Regions from separate parts of the Homo sapiens genome. Here region 1 is linked to region 2. Evidence: read pairs that join two places in POLR2A ChIA-PET (ENCODE). Cell type or tissue: PC-9. All regions are shown on one strand.

Evidence for each region. Peaks named below come from ENCODE experiments on the same cell type or tissue, not always from the same donor. Only the 100,000 strongest peaks of a DNase experiment are listed, where the experiment ranks them.
Region 1: POLR2A ChIA-PET joins it to region 2 with 11 read pairs; 2 of 35 experiments call an interaction of 5 or more read pairs at or near these places.

What each region holds. Positions count from the first base shown.
Region 1 is chr17:50,506,718-50,514,717 of GRCh38, forward strand. It overlaps MYCBPAP (MYCBP associated protein), which reads left to right and starts at 1,722. Exons shown (of 19, transcript NM_032133.6): 1 at 1,722-2,033. The coding sequence starts at 1,958. RefSeq lists silencers at 1,428-1,717, 4,689-4,778 and enhancers at 1,738-1,797, 1,818-1,947, 4,389-4,588. In PC-9, no CTCF peak of the experiment used is centred here; DNase peaks (open chromatin) are centred at 4,524 and 5,184; H3K4me3 peaks cover 1,685 bases; H3K27ac peaks cover 1,227 bases.
Region 2 is chr17:50,060,321-50,068,320 of GRCh38, forward strand. ITGA3 (integrin subunit alpha 3) reads left to right here. Exons shown (of 26, transcript NM_002204.4): 2 at 3,757-3,884; 3 at 4,208-4,287; 4 at 7,736-7,985. Among named protein-coding and RNA genes, the nearest start is that of ITGA3, 8.2 kb to the left of the region's middle. RefSeq lists enhancers at 1,832-2,332, 2,333-2,833, 3,788-4,987. In PC-9, no CTCF peak of the experiment used is centred here; DNase peaks (open chromatin) are centred at 2,281, 3,441, 4,191, 4,561 and 2 weaker places; H3K4me3 peaks cover 4,967 bases; H3K27ac peaks cover 8,000 bases.

The DNA.
Region 1 (8,000 bases), 450 kb after region 2:
TCAAGACCAGCCTGAACAACATAGCAAGACCCTGTCTCTACAAAAAATTTAATAATTAGCTGGGTGCAGTGGCACATGCCTGTAGTCCCAGCTACTCGGAAGGCTAAGGCAGCAGGATCATTTAAGCTCAGGAGTTTGAAGCTGCAGTGAGCTATGATTGTGCCACTGCACTCCAACCTGGGCAACAGAGTGAGATACTCGCTAAGAAAAAGAAATACATACATATTCATTTAACCCTGGCAGTGGCCTTGTGAGAGCAGCATTATGACCTCCATTTTATGTATGTATATATGTATGTATGGATGTATGAGATGGGGATCTCACTTTGTTGCCCAGGCTGGAGTACAGTGGTGCAATCAGAGCTCACTGCAGCCTGGACCTCCTGGGCTCAAGCAATCTTCCTGCCTTAGCCTCCAGAGTAGCTAAGACTACAGGTGTGGGCCACCAAAGCCAGCTAATTAAAAAAAAATTTTTTTAGGCTAGGCACGGTGGCTCACGCCTGTAATCCTAGCACTTTGGGAGGCCGAGGCGGGCAGATCACGAGGTCAGGAGTTCGAGACCAGCCTGACCAACTGGTGAAACCCCATCTCTACTAAAAATACAAAACTTAGCCAGGCATGGTGGCACTCGTCTGTAATCCCAGCTACTCAGGAGGCTGAGGCAGGAGAATCGCTTGAACCTGGGAGGCAGAGGTTGCAGTGAGCCGAGATGGCACCACTACACTCCAGCTTGGGCACAGAGCAAGACTCCGTCTCAAAAAAAAAAAAAAAAAAATTTTTTTTTTTTTTTAGAATGGAGTCTCCCTACGTTGCTCAGGTCAATTTTGAACTCCTGGCCTCAACCAATCCTCCTGCCTCAGCCTTCTAAAGCACTAGGATTGTAGGCCTGAACCACTGTGCCCAGCAGAGAAAACCGGCTCTCTAGGTCAAGGCATTGGCTCAAGAACACACAGCTAACAAGCCGACATAGCTGGGATTAGAACCCAATTGTCTGGCTCTAGAACCCCTTCACTATTTGAGGTACAATTTACTGCCTGACTACTAGTGCTAAACTTTGGGTTGGGGGCAGGGCCTGAGGCAGCTCCTGCTCTCATACATTCTGAGAGCCAGTTTGACAATAGGCAACTACACAAAAAACCGAAATAATCCCAGAATGCCTCAGGGCTCCAGGGGAAGGCGAAAAAAGCGGGTGCGTTTATAAACTTAAAATAATCAGAGGCAGCATCTCCAAGGACTGTGAGAATGCCCCAAGTCAGGGCAAAAGTTTTGGCTGGTTTGGGAAGTGATGAAAGGCCAAAGTGGCTGCAGCGAGCGTGGACCCGGGAGGTCTCCAGGCGCGTTGGTGCGAGTTGGGGACGGCAGGCAGGGACACCTAAAACCTACGGTACGCCACGAAGGGGTTTCAGCACGTCCTGAAAGGCCCGATCCCCCCCCAGAACCGCTGTGAGGGGGGCAGAGGGAGGTCCCTCGACAGGATGTGGCCTTAGTCGAGGAAGGCGGGAAGCAGGGGCTGGCACCCCCGACGCCCCACCCGCCCCCCGTGGCCTAGCAGCAGGGCGGGGCGAGGCGGGTCATGCACCCCTACCAGCCAGCCACTCCCACCCAGCCCTCGGCTCCCGCAACTCGCGGGGGTCCTCGCCCGGGTCCCCCGCCCCGCCCCGCCCGGCTGGTGACGTCACGGCGCTCGTCGGCGCCGCCTGTGGCGTCACAGGCCGGGCCCGCAGGGCTTTCTAGGGGTCCGTCGCTCTTGAAGCCGCCGGCGGCGGGCGCGTGCGCGGCCCGATGAAGAAGGAGGTTTCCAAGCCGTCTCCGCCCAAGTTGATCGGTGGATGCGCGCCCCCGCGCGGGGCACCGGTTGCTGTGGACGCAGTGGCGGCCGTTGGCTGGCGGGTGCGGCGCAGCCTCGGTGTCTCTGGGCCGGCGGTGCAGGGCAACGTTTCATGGTGCCGGGCGGCACCATGAAGTCTCTAAAGAAGGATTCCCGCCTCAGAATAACTCCGACCAGATTATTAGAGGCCTCAGAGAATGTCAAAGGTTGGCGCTGGCTGCCTTGGGCGCTCGGGAGAACCCGAGAGGGGAAGCGGTCCCCGGAAAGAGTTCAGGACACGGGGCCTGGAGGATGGGGATGGCACCAGGGATGGAGGAAAGATCACGGGGAAGTGGGGTACTGGGCATAGGACCCTTAGGGATGGGGGGCAAGGCAGGAAGAGCCTACAGCGCACTGGGCCTTGGGGATGGGGACATAGGAAGTGGGAGACTGACAGAGGGGCCTCAGGGACCACTGGCTGGGGAGATGGCCTTGCGCTACCTCTAACCACATCTTAGGGTGGCATGCAGGAGGCAGGATCCCCGGACTGGATGAAGTGCAGAAGAGCCAGGAAAGAGTTTAAGGGTAGAAGGGCCAGGAATTGGGGTCCTTGGGAAGAGGAAAGAATGAAGTGTTGAAACCAGCCACCTTGATGGGATTATTTGGTAGAGGAGGGTCGGGGAGCGGGGCAGGCGTCACTTAGGATTCCTGCTGGAAAAACCCAGAAGAAAGGCCTTGCTTGGCTAGTTCTCTTTTTGACTGCCTTTTCCTACCACGTGCACTTTCCAGCTGGATGACACTTATCCAGCTCCTTTAGCCTGGAAAGAATCGCTAGATATGACTGCTTCCTACCCTCTACAGCTTTCTTCTGGTTGCACCTGGGAGAGCCACAGGGCGTCTGATAGCGGACTGACTTCCATGGACATGTTCTCACTTGCAACCCACCCCCTTTTGATCTTTTTTGGCTGTTTCCATTTATTTATTTTTAAATTTAATTTTTAGCTTTTTTTTTCTGTGTGTGTGTGTGTGTGTGTGTGTGTGTGTGTGTGTGTTTGTAAACAGGGCTCTCGCTGTGTTGCCCCAGCTAGTGTCAAATTCTTGGCCTCAAGCGATCCTCCTGCCTCGGCCTCACAGACTGCTAGGATTCCAGGCATGGACCACTGCGCCCAGCCTATTTTTGTTTACTGAGAGCTGATTTTGTGTGGTACTGTGGCTCACCAGAAGGGTATCGGTATTAACTGTGTGACCCTGGTCCTCAAGAAACTCAGTCTAATGAACACCTGGAGGAGTAACCTGACAAAGGTAGAAATACAAATGCTGTGATGTAGGTGCCCATCGGGCTTAAGGGGGCTCAGAGCACCTGAGCCAGACCAGGGATGGTTGTAGGGGTACGTCTTCTGAAGAAGGTGACATCTATGGCAGACAAGAAAAAAAAGGAGAGGTTTGCTTCTCTAGGTCTAGGAAGCAGCATGAGTTTATGGAACTGTAAATGTGGGAACCAGAAGAGGCTGCACAGGTGGGTAGGTCAGGGGCCAGACCATGAAAGGGCTTTATGTACTAGGTCAGAAAGCCTGGATGTGCTCTTGCAGGCCCTGGGGAGACCCAGCCTCAGAGTTGTGAAAGCTCATTGTGAGGAGAGGGGACCCTCAGAAAACTAACAGGAGCTTAGTCGCTTTTCAGTATGGCTTTATGTTTCTTCACGTATAAAAGTCCAACGTTGAGCCGGGCATGGTGGTGCACATCTGCAGTCTCAGCTGCTCAGGAGGCTGTGGCAGGAGGATTGTTCCAGGCCAGGAGTTTATGATCACACCTGTGAATAGCCACTGCATTCCAGACTGGGCAACACAGTGAGACCCCCATTATTAAAAAAATAAAAGTCCAATGCTGTTTTATGACATACTATATATATATATGTATGTATTTTATATATATTATGTATATGTGTATATATGTGTGTGTGTGTGTGTGTGTGTGTGTATATATATATATATATATATATATATATATATATATGTATTTTGAGACAGGGCCTCGCTCTGTCACCCGGGATGGAGTGCCGTGGTACAGTCATAGGTCACTATAGTCTTGAACTTCTGGGCTCAAGTGAACCTCCTGCCTCAGCCTCCCAAGTTGCTAGTATTACAGGTGCACACCACCATGCCTGGCAAATTTTTTTTTTTTTTTTTTTTGTAGAGACAAGTTGCCCAGGCTGGTCTTAAACTCCTGGGCTCAAGCGATCCTCCCACCTTGGCCTCCCAAAGTGCTGGGATTACAGGCATGAGCCACCGTGCCTGGCCCGTGACATACTTTTTAATAGTTGAGAGAGAGGGAATATCTGGTCTCCTTTCACAAGGGCAGTCAAGGGCTTTCCTAGCCACTGCCTCCTGCTCACATAGTTTCTGGGAGATCGTATCAGATTTGAACTGCTGTAAACAAATCAAGGAAAGATTTTTCACTGCATATTTATTTTTAATAAGCAGAAAATTTAGTTTGTTAATTAACCCTTGAGTTAAGAACATGCACCAGAGTGAGGAGGGAAAAAAAATGAAGTGTTTAGCATGCAAGATATCTTTTTAAAAATATCTCAGGGGAGCCTCTAATGTTGTAGAGCAGTACTCTCCCCCAGCCCCCATACAAGGCAGCTAATGACCCAGTGTCATTTTGTAACCTTGTGCGATGTTTCTCCAAAGTCTCTGACTCATAAGCAAAAAGGAAAGCAAAAATAGTGACTTAAACCTGTTTCTCGGGACCTGAGAGCCCTTTTGAGTCCTAGTACCCTCCCTTCCTGCTATGCACCACCTCCCCACCGCTGTCTTGTTGCTAAGAAACCAAGAACCCTCCTAGCAATATTAGATTCCCCTCCCCAACCAATTAAAGCTCTGCCCTAGTAGGGACAGCCCCTCCATGGTTCCCCCAGCCCAACCCTAAGGTCAGAATTTCCCAAAGACTTTAATCAACACTAAAAACGAATAATACTTAGATAAAACAAGAAGCAGAAGAAATAGAGTCCGGGTTTCTTCTCCCTCCATAGTTTCCCCGCTCCGTATCTCGCTTCCTACCCCCACCTGAGCACCTTGCTTCCAGCCCTCTGGTCCAGCTCCGACAAGAGACTGACTACCCCGTGCAAGCGGGGTGGTCTCTTTTACCCCTCACTGTCAGCATCAAGGGAGAAATGTCAGCTGGGTGGCTCACTAGGAGCCCTATCAGCTTGGGATTCCAGACCAAAGAACCAGAAAGAGCTGGGCCTGTATAGGCTCAGTAGTCAGACATACCTCAGCCCTGTGGAGTCTTCCTGCAGGTCCTAAAATGATCCCTGGGGCTCTTCCTTCCCTGGTCTCCCCAGCTTGCCTCTGCCTCTCCGGTCCATCTGGCTCTCTTCATCTGATGAATCATTCTGAAATGCACCTGTCATCAACTCACTCCCCTGAACCAAAGATCAGATGCCTGAGCCATGCTTTACAAAGCTGTCATGCCCTGGTTTCCCTCTCATCCCCAACATCACCACCTCTCCACCTCCCCAGCAAGTTTTCTTTTTTTTTTTTTTTTGAGACGGAGTCTTGCTCTGTCGCCCAGGCTCTGGAGTGCAGTGGTGCAAACTCGGCTCACTGCAAGCTCTGCCTCCCGTGTTCACGCCATTCTCCTGCCTCAGCCTCCCGAGTAGCTGGGACTACAGGTGCCCGCCACCACGCCTGGCTAATATTTTTGTATTTTTAGTAGAGACGGGGTTTCACTGTGTTAGCCAGGATGGTCTCGATCTCCTGACTTCGTGATCCACCTGCCTCGGCCTCCCAAAGTGCTGGGATTACAGGCGTGAGCCACCGCGCCCGGCCCCCCAGCAAGTTTTCTGTGTTATCGTGCCACTCACGTGCCATGCTCAGCCCTGCCCCTTGCTTTGCTTGGACTTTGACTTCACCTGGAGCATCTTGGTTTGCCGCTGTACCTGTGCAAAGCTTGCCTCTCCTTTGCAGCCTGCCTCAGCCTGTGGAGCCACCTCTGCAGCTGTTCCTCTGAACACTTCTTCAGAGCCCTGAACTGTGTAATCCACATGGATCTGTTCCTTTTTTGATGTCTAACCAAACCTATTGCCTGTACCGCAAATGTAGGAACTCCTCTAGCTATGATTGGTGTGTGTTCCTGTCACATTTTTCAGTACCTCAAGAGAAGGAGCCATATCTTAACCTTTTATACCATCTTTGTAGTTTATAGCACATAGAAGGGGCTTGGTAAGCACTCTCGAGGAGCAATTTAACTTTAAGATACATATATATCCCTGGGCGCACTGGCTCATGCCTCTAATCCCAGCACTTTGGGAGGCCGAGGTGGGCAGATCACCTGAGGTCAGGAGTTTGAGACCAGCCTGGCCAACATGGTGAAACCCTGTCTCTACAAAACATACAAAAAATAGTTGGGCGGCCGGGTGCGGTGGCTCATGCCTGTAATCCCAGGACTTTGGGAGGCTGAGGCAGGTGGATCATATGAGGCCAGGAGTTCAAGACCAGCCTAGCCAACATGGTGAAACCCAGCCTCTACTAAAAATACAAAAAGTTAGCCAGGCATGTTGGTGCATGCCTGTAATCCCAACTACTTGGGAGGCTGAGGCAGGAGAATCGCTTGAACCTGGGAGGCAGAGATTGCAGTGAGCCGAGATCACGCCATTATACTCTAGCCTGGGCAACAAGAGTGAAACTCCATCTCAAAAAAAAAAAAAAAAAAAAAAGCTGGGCATGGTGGCGCATGCCTGTATTCCCAGCTACTCGGGAGGCCGAGGCAGGAGAATCACTTGAGCCCGGGAGGCGGAGGTTGCAGTGAGCTGAGATCACACCACTGCACTCCAGCCTGGGGGACAGAGTGAGACTCCATCTCAAGAAAAAAAAAAAGATGTATATATCATTTTAATGAATATTTTAATAACTAGAACATACCACTCCCTGACTGTATGCAGTAACAGAGCATTTATTGGACTACATTAAAGATAACTTTCTCAGAATAACCTTAGACCAGAGTTTTACTATTTCAATCTAAAGCAAACATGAAAGATTAGCTTCTCTATCACTGAAGGGATGGGAGCTTTGGCCCCCAAAAATCTTCGGCAGTGTTGAAAGTTTCTATTGACACGTGGTAATTGTGCACCCACCAGTAAAAAGCACACATCTGGAGACGTTTAATCACTTGGAAAGATGTCAACCCAGCCAAGGTTATGGATAAAGGAAGCAAATGTCCTAGAAAGTACAGATAATACCAAAATATTTACAAAAACAGACCTTCAGCTGATCTCAGTTCTCATAGGCTGCCACCCACTTTGGTGAGTTTGTGTAGAAGGGAGAAGGGAGGTAGAAATCAAAGCCCAAGGCTGCATCCCCACACATGGCGGCAGATGAGACTGGAACTCGGGGTTCAGCCGGCAGCCCTGCATGTGTGTTTGTGTGCACAGAGCCATGCATTTAACAGACAGATACTTCCAAACCTCTGCTGACCCCATTACAGAAACAGACTGTGGATGATAGGCTGAATTTATTATTTTTTCTAATAGAAAAACAAAAATTATTTTTAAGGATAGGTTCTCCTGTGTTGCCCAGGCTGGTTTTGAACTCCTGGCCTCAAGCAATCCTCCCATCTCGGCCTCTCAAAGTGTTGGGATTACAAGCGTAAGCCACTGCACCTGGCCAACAGGCTGAATTTAGAACTATGTTTGGAATGATTTTGGTGTGAGTTTTTTTGGCCACCAACTCTATGGAAATTTCCTAAAAAAAGTTGGATTTTGTTAACCAAAACACCTGCCTTTATGTTTTCGTGATATTGCCTCTTAAAGATTACGGTGCTGTAAGAAGCAGTGGATAAAACCAAATTTTGTTTTAAACTCCCTAAAGGCCTCAGGACTTAGGTTTTCTTTTGATTGTTTTATGTAGGGCCTTATATCAAACCATTCTGAACCAGAGGGAAAATGACAGGGTTGACCAGCCAGAGAAATGAGATGTGTTTGATCCTGTTAAGCCACCTCTGTGAAAGGAAGGCAGGGAGTGTGTCCTCGTTGGAGAGTGACCTGTGACCCCCTTCTGCCCCGGGTGTTGTCAATGTCATGCTGTGGCTGCCACAACGGACTCTTAAATACATTCATACACTCATCCTCAGTCATGCAGGTTTTTTTTTTTCTTAGAGACAGGGTCTTGTTCTGTCACCCAGGCTGGAGTGCAGTG
Region 2 (8,000 bases):
GAATCTTACAGGCTGCTTCTCTGAGCATTACCCCACCCCAGTGCCCCCAGGGGCCTTCTCCTCTTTGAGGTGAGCCAACCTGGTACCCTGAATTCTCCTGGGTACTGTGCCGCGCCCTTCTTTGATTCTTCTGCTTTCTCCTTGGCTGTTCCATTAGCTCTGAACTGCCCCAAGGGGAGTGATAGGGCAGGGGTAAGGAAGGGCTTTTTCGGAACTTGGAGCTCAAGGGGCTCCGCAGAGGCCAAGAGGGGCTGTTTGGCTGGAGCCAATGGGAGGGTGAGGAGGCAGCTGTTGGAAAGCCCTTGAGTAGTCACTTCACCCATCCCACTCCATCTGGGGGGCTGGGGGTCTCTGCTCCCCCCAGTCCAGCCTGACTCCAGGAGAGGGGCAGTCCCATCTCCTATCTTCCTTGCTCTAAGAGCTCCATCTAGGCATCCCTCCACCTACTCTCCCTCCTTCTGGCTGCAGCTGAGGGGATGGGTTCAGTACTGCTCTGGAAGGGGTCAGCTTTTGGATTTTGTGATCTGGACCAGACCTAAAAGCAGGTGGCTGGCAGAATTGCTCATTTGTGTACTAATTTGCATTTCATTTGCATACAGTAAGGTCCCTCTCACCTTCAGGATTCTCCAACCCCCTCCGCACACACCTGGGTGTGTGTGGCTGGAGGAAGCTGGAACCACCCTCTGCACACCCGCCTTCCCCCATCCATGTGCAGGCCTCTGGCTGTAGACCCATTGGATCCTGGGCTGGGAGCCAGAGGGCCTTAAAGGGCCTCTGAGTGGGCCAAGTGGAAGCTAAAAATACTCTGGGGGGGTGAAGCGGGGGCTCACTCTGGAATCTCTGAGGAGGGAGGGGCCTGGGATGTAGGGCTGGGATTAGGGCACTGGCCCTGCCCTGCCCTCTATCAGTAGGCATAAGGCTGGTTCCAGGCAACAGGCAGGAGGGTATTGGTGGTAAGGGGAAGTATTTCAATCTGATTGACATGCGTGCCCAGCTCTGCCTGCTCAGTACCTTGGGAAGTTCAGAGGAGGGAGTCCCTTAGCCCCTTCCTGGCTGAGTTGAGGGGGCTGGGAGGGCATGGAGACCCTTTTGCTCAGCTGCCTCCTGTATGACAACATGGGCAGGGCAGCAGCAGCAACAAGGGGGCAACACTTCCATTACAGGCGTGCCCAAGGCCCGGCCTCCCACTGAGGCCCGGACCCCTTAGTGTCACTGTAGAAAATTCCCAACCTCCACCTCCAGCCAGATCTGAGCCCCCGCTGTAGAGTGACTCTAGCTGCCAGCGCTCCCACCCTGACCCCAGTGATCACCTGGTATCCTCAAGCCATGGAAGTCTTCCTATGTCTCCCTGCTGATCTCTCTAAACCACCAAAGGAGTCTCTTCTTTTCCCTCTGCTCCAGGTTCCCTAACATGCCAGGGCAGAAATTCCTGGGTCCAGCCAGGCACGGTGGCTCACGCTTGTAATCCCAGTAACTTGGGAGGCCGAGGCGGGTGGATCACCTGAGGTCAGGAGTTCGACATCAGCCTGGCCAATATGGCGAAACCCCATCTCTAGTACAAATACAAAAATTAGCTGGGCGTGGTGGTGCATGCCTGTAATCCCAGCTACTTGGGAGGCTGAGTCAGGAGAATCACTTGCACCCGGGAGGCGGAGGTGGCAGTGAGCCGAGGTTGTGCCACTGCACTCCAGCCTGGGTGACAGAGCAAGACCCTGTCTCAAAAAAAAAAAAAAAAAGAAAGAAAAAAAGAAATTCCTGGGTCCCTGGAGGGAGGGCTGGAGGCATGCTAGACCAGTCCTGATGCCACAACAAATCGGAACAACAATGCTCACATTAGCTATGGCTTCATATCAGAACACCTTTTTGTAGAATAGACCTATTTGTTCCTCTAGCAACCCTGGAGGTCAGCAGGAGAGGGGCTGCCCCCATTTTACAGATGGGGCACTCAGGGCTCAGAGAAGGAAAGGAAATTGCCCCTTCAGGCAGAACAAACCCTAGACCCAGGTCCGTGGGTTCTCAGGCTGAGATGCTCCTTTCCCGCAGGCTGTGGGTCCCTTCTCTCATCTGTCAGGCACGCCAGAGAGCGGATGTCCATGGGTGGTCAGGCAGTGGACTCATCGAGGCCTTCCCAGCCCAGAGAGAAGTGACTCTCCAGGCCTGGCTGCCACCCTGGCCCCCTGCCAGCCTCCCTGGCCAGGAAGCTTCACCCCTTCTCCCAGGAACACTTCCCCAGGGTGAGGTCTGAGCTGTTGTCTTGAAGTATAGGCAAGGTCCCACCCCCTTCCCAGCACCCGCAGGCAGTACATTCCTGACTCCCAGTGGGTGGAGATACCCCAGGCCCTGGCATGCCCAGGCCCTGCACTGCCCTGCCCTGCCCAGCCCACTCCCTGTAGCCCACACTCACAGGTCCCAGGCAGAAGCTACAGGCGTGGCTGTTGCTTGGCACTTCCAGACTGGCAGGAGGCCCAGAGCCCAAGTTCTGAGCTGGGAGCTGTAGAGTGATAGAGTTGCTGGGGCCAAATGGTGGGGCACCTGGGAGGTGCCTGCCACCCGAGAAGGCCAGGGCCATCAGGATTGAGCAGGGGCTCCTGGCAGAACATTTAGAGGCTGCAGGGAGGTGATGTGGGGAGAAAATCTGCTAAAACTGAGTTCTCAAACTGGGGTGCACCAGATTCCACCAGATGGTGTGTTGTGGGCAGAGGAATCTACCTTTTTAACAAAGATCCCCGGGGTTTCTGATGGCCCAAGGCTTGTCCTCTAAGATGGCATTTCAGGGCCAACCCCTGCCTCTTTCTGCTCCAGCCACCCCTCTGGTATGGGACGGGTTGCCAGGGTCCTAAGCATCCTTGCAGGAACTTGCTGTCTGCATCCCCAAAGATGGATTCTGGGCAGGCTGGGAGCAAGGCAAGAGCCCTTTCCCTCCCCACCTGCTGCCCACCCACTGGGAACTCTGCTCTGGGGCCACATTGTCCAAAGTGTCAGGTACTTATCCCAACCCCTACCTGTGTGCCTGTCTTAAGGTAACTGGGGAAGGATGTTGGACATCACCCAGGTCGCTTAGGGGCCCAGGTCTCCAAGATCTGAGTCTCCACATGGCTTCAGGAGGAAAAACCCAGCGTTCTGACAACCCAGTCCCCTAAGTTCTCCCCTCTGAACCCCCAGAATTTGAACTCTCTGCCAGGATTCCTCATCTTGCTCTCTTCTGGTCTACCTTCATCTCAAAGGCCAAAGCATTCCTTCCAAAACTGAGATCTGGCCATGTCATGCCCCTGCCTAAAATCCCTCTGTGGTTCCCCTAAGGACCTTCCCAGCCTGCCTTTGTGTGCCTCCCCAGAGGCTCCTGGACTCCAGCTATGCTGAGGGCCTTGCAGGTCTCTGATTCACCCTGCTGGCTCTTGCTTCCTGGCCCTGCACATGTGTGCCTTTGCCCAAGTGCTCTTCCTCCCCTTCTTCACCTGGAGAACCCTGGTGATTGTCCTCAGACTCAGATTAGGTCACCTCTTCTGCTGGCCTCCATCACTGCCCCCTCAGCCCTGAGCCTGGGCTACTGTGCTCCCTGCTTCCCACTCCCGGGGCACTTCCTTCTAGTGTCTTTTTTCCTTGCCTGCCTTACCCTACACTGGGCACTTCTGGAGGGCAGGAGCTGGGGGTCTCCTGGCACCAAGAATCTGTAAATGTATGTTGAATAAATAACAAGTTGTTCCAAGTGGGGCTTGGGGAGTCTGAACCCGGACCCACCTCCGTCCCTATCCCCAGGCTCCTGGCTGGTGCCCCCCGGGAGCTCGCTGTGCCCGATGGCTACACCAACCGGACTGGTGCTGTGTACCTGTGCCCACTCACTGCCCACAAGGATGACTGTGAGCGGATGAACATCACAGTGAAAAGTGAGGGGAAGGGGCTGGGGAGGGGTGCTGGGTCAGAGGTCTGGCAGGGGGGTACCGCAGAGAGAATGGCCTGGAGGAGATAGAAGGCTTGTTCACACGGCTTCTAGTCGCTTCTTGTCCAGCTGGGAAGAGGGTGCCCTAGAGGAGAGTGGGGCTGGATGGGATTGGTAGAGCTCAGAATAATGACGAGCTGGAGAAGGGGAGTTGGGAGGGCTGCCCTGTGGGTGGAGGGCCCAAGCGGGACCCACTCCTGCCCTCTGGAGACTTTGGGCACTGAAGTATGGGTGAGGTGCTCTGATTCATGATCCTTCCGGTGCCCACAGATGACCCTGGCCATCACATTATTGAGGACATGTGGCTTGGAGTGACTGTGGCCAGCCAGGGCCCTGCAGGCAGAGTTCTGGTAAGTGGGTGCTCAGTGTTGGCTCCTCCACCTCTACCCGGCTCTCCCCTCATCTCCAGAGCTGGGAGGAAAGAAGAGGGCAGCAGGGGGGTCCACGGCGCGTGTGTGCTGGGGCCTGCACACATGTCCCTTCCTGTGGCTGTGTGTCCCTCGCTCTCTGCACTCCTGGGGAGGGGGTGAGTATCCTGTGCTCTCCCAAACCCCCGCACGGCCTGAGTTCTCTGACTCATCCACTTCCTCCGCATGCCTACACTGGGTGCTCAGCCTTCGTGGGAACAAGCCGAGGGAGCCGAGGGAACTGCAAGGAGGAGAAAGGGCAGAGAGGGCCCCAGGCAGCTCAGCGCTGGCTGGCGCTCCTTCCTGGGAGGCTGACTGCCGGAAGAGGCCCAGCCCTGCTGACCCCGGCTCACCCAGCTCTGGTCTGGGGGCTAATCAAATGTGTCACCTCCTGCCCACATTCTATAGTGGCAGCCCCTGAGTTCTCCATTTCTGGGTCCCAGATAGACATTTCCCCCCGCATTTTTTTCTCTCTCTGTCTCTTGTTGTTGTTGTTATATTCCAAAAAGGATTTTGATTTTATTGCTTCACACACAGAAGAGTTCTGGTTAAGGCTTGCCTTGCTCCTGGTGCTCATATGATGCCACCAGGATGTGATTTATCTCAAGCACTTAACTCTGTGTTCTTCGTGTTGCCTCCATTCTTTGATAGGCATTCTTTTCGTAGTGCCAAGATGAATGCAACAGCTTCAGCTTTATCTTCTTTGACCTTCAAGTTCTATAGTCCCAGTAGATATCTGACTACAACTCATTAGCTCTGACTATTTCAGGTACTCCTCTCTGAAACAATTACTGTGACCAAGAGAATGCAATACTTATACTTTCTTCAGACATGAATTATCAGTATCCAGATAGGCACATAAACTCAGTCTTAGAATGTGTTGCTTTGATGTCAGGTTTTTCTCTTGCCTTGATAGTTCCACATGGCTGGGGAAGCCTCACAATCACGGTGGAAGGCAAGGAGGAGCAAGTCCCATCTTACGCTGATGGCAGCAGGCAAAGAGAGAATGAGGCTGTCTCTCTCTCTCTCTCTCTCTCTTTTCTTTTCTTTCTCTTCTTTCTTCTTTCTTTCAAGATAGAAGACTCCCAGCTGGGTGTGGTGGTTCACGCCTGTAATCCCAGCACTTTGGGAGGCCGAGGCCGGTGGATCATGAGGTCAGAAGTTCGAGACCAGCCTGGCCAATATGGTGAAACCCTGTCTCTACTAAAAATATAAAAAATAAGCCGGGTGCAGTGGTGCCCGTCTGTTGTCCCAGTTACTTGGGAGGCTGAGGCAGGAGAATCGCTTGAACCTGGGAGGTGGAGGTTGCAGTGAGCCAAGATCACACCACTGCATTCCAGCCTGGGTGACAGAGCGAGACTCCATCTCAAAAAAAAAAAAAAAAAAAAAAGACTCCATCTCTCAACCAGGCTGGAGTATAGTGGTGCCATCTCAGCTCACTGCAGCCTTGACTTCCCAGACTCAAGCGACCCTCCAGCCTTAGCCTCCCAAGCTAATTTTTAAAGTTTTTATAGAGACAGGGTCTGACTGTGTTGCCCAGGCTGGTCTCAAACTCCTGGGCTCAAGTGATCCTCCTGCCTTGGCCTCCCAAACTGCTAGTGCTAGGATTTCAGGCGTGAGCCACCGTATGTGGCCCCATTTTTCTTTTTCTTTCTTTTTTTTTTTTTTCTCTTAGAGATGAGGTCTGGCTCTGTCACCCAGGCTGGAGTGGGTGACATGATCATAGCTCACTGTAGCCTTGAACTCCTGGGCTCAAGTGATCCTCCTGCCTCGGCCTCCCAAGTAGTTGGGATTATAGGCAAGAGCAACAATGCCTGGCTTTTTTCTCATTTTAAAATTTGATGTGGCCAGGCTCGGTGGCTCATTCCTTTGGGATGAGGCAGGAGGATCGTTTGAGCCTAGGAGTTTGTGATCAACCTGGGCAACACGGCAAAATTCCATCTCTACCAAAAATATATAAATTAGCCCGGCATGGTGGTATGCGCCTGTAATCCCAGCTGCCTGGGAGGCTGAGGTGGGAGGATCACTTGAACCCCGGAGAGAAAGGTTGGAGTGAGCTGAGATCATGCCACTGCACTCCAGCCTGGGTGACAGAGTCAGATCCTGTCTCAAAAAGGAAAAAATTGATGTAATGTTTACATACAGTGAAATGTACAGATTTCAAACTTCAATGAATTTTTACAAATGTATGTACCTGTATAACCAAAGATATATCTTAAAATCACTCCAGAAGGTGCCCTTGTAACCCCTTCTAATCATTTGCCACCCCATAAGCCACCACTGCTGGGATTTCTGTCACCTTTGAACACTGTTTTAAGCTCCAGGTTGGCATCAGTTCACTGAAATGCCTTTTTGATAACCCTGTTATGGATGGCTGTGGTCTAGGAGCCCATTTAAAGTGATTCTGCACCCTGGATCCTTTAGCAGTTATTTACTCACTGTTCATTCAACAGATATTTGGTGAGCCCCTACTGTGTACCAAACACTGTGCTATTCCTAGAAGCTTAGCAGTGACTAAGACAGGCTCAGGTAACATGCTGGTGGAGCTCACAGCTAGAAGGGACCACAGAAAGCAAGTAAACAAGAACCAGGGCCTACTTCTGGACTTTGCCTGTCTCCAGGCTGTTTTAAGTCACCCTATTCTGGCCCATCAGTTTGCCCAATAAATATATACTGAGCAGCTAAAGTGCACCCAGAGAGGCTGCGCATAGATTCTCCCCTCCGTGAAGCAGCACAGCATGTGCTTAAGAGCTCAGATTTTGGAAGGAGACAGCCTTGGTTTGAATATTCTCTGCCTCTCTCTAGATATGAGATCTTATGCAGGTTACTGAGCTCTCCATGCCTCAGTTTATCTAAAATGGGGGAAATAATCATTCCTACACCATAGGGTCACTAGCAGGCTTAACACTTAATATGTGAGGAGTTCAGAATTGTGCCTGGCATATAGGAAGCACTCATGAAGTGTTAGCTGCTGCTATTATTATTACCGTCATTGTAATTATTATTTTAATAATGGTCCTTTCATTAAGAGGACAGGGTCATCTGGAGATGGCAGAGCAGCAAGTCCCTTAATCTCTCTGTTACTAACCCCTTCTAGACCAAGAGCCTGAACCCCACAGTCTCTCATCCTTCCCTGCTTTCCCTTTGCTGAGATCTCTAAGCCACTCTCAGATCCACACTTTACAGCTTTCCAAAAAGTGTTCCTGACCCTCAGAGCAGATTTCTGAATTCTGGAAAGGAGATGCAGGTTTAAGTATCACTGGGAGAAGGAGAAGCCAGGAGATCTCCTTTGACTCCTGTTTGGCAAAGCCAGAGGCTTACAGGGTAAAAGAGACAGCTGACCCGGGTCCCTGTGCCTGACTAAGGCTGCCTGTGTTTGGGGGGTCCCCAGGTCTGTGCCCACCGCTACACCCAGGTGCTGTGGTCAGGGTCAGAAGACCAGCGGCGCATGGTGGGCAAGTGCTACGTGCGAGGCAATGACCTAGAGCTGGACTCCAGTGATGACTGGCAGACCTACCACAACGAGATGTGCAATAGCAACACAGACTACCTGGAGACGGGCATGTGCCAGCTGGGCACCAGCGGTGGCTTCACCCAGAACACTGTGTACTTCGGCGCCCCCGGTGCCTACAACTGGAAAGGTGGGGACCATGGGG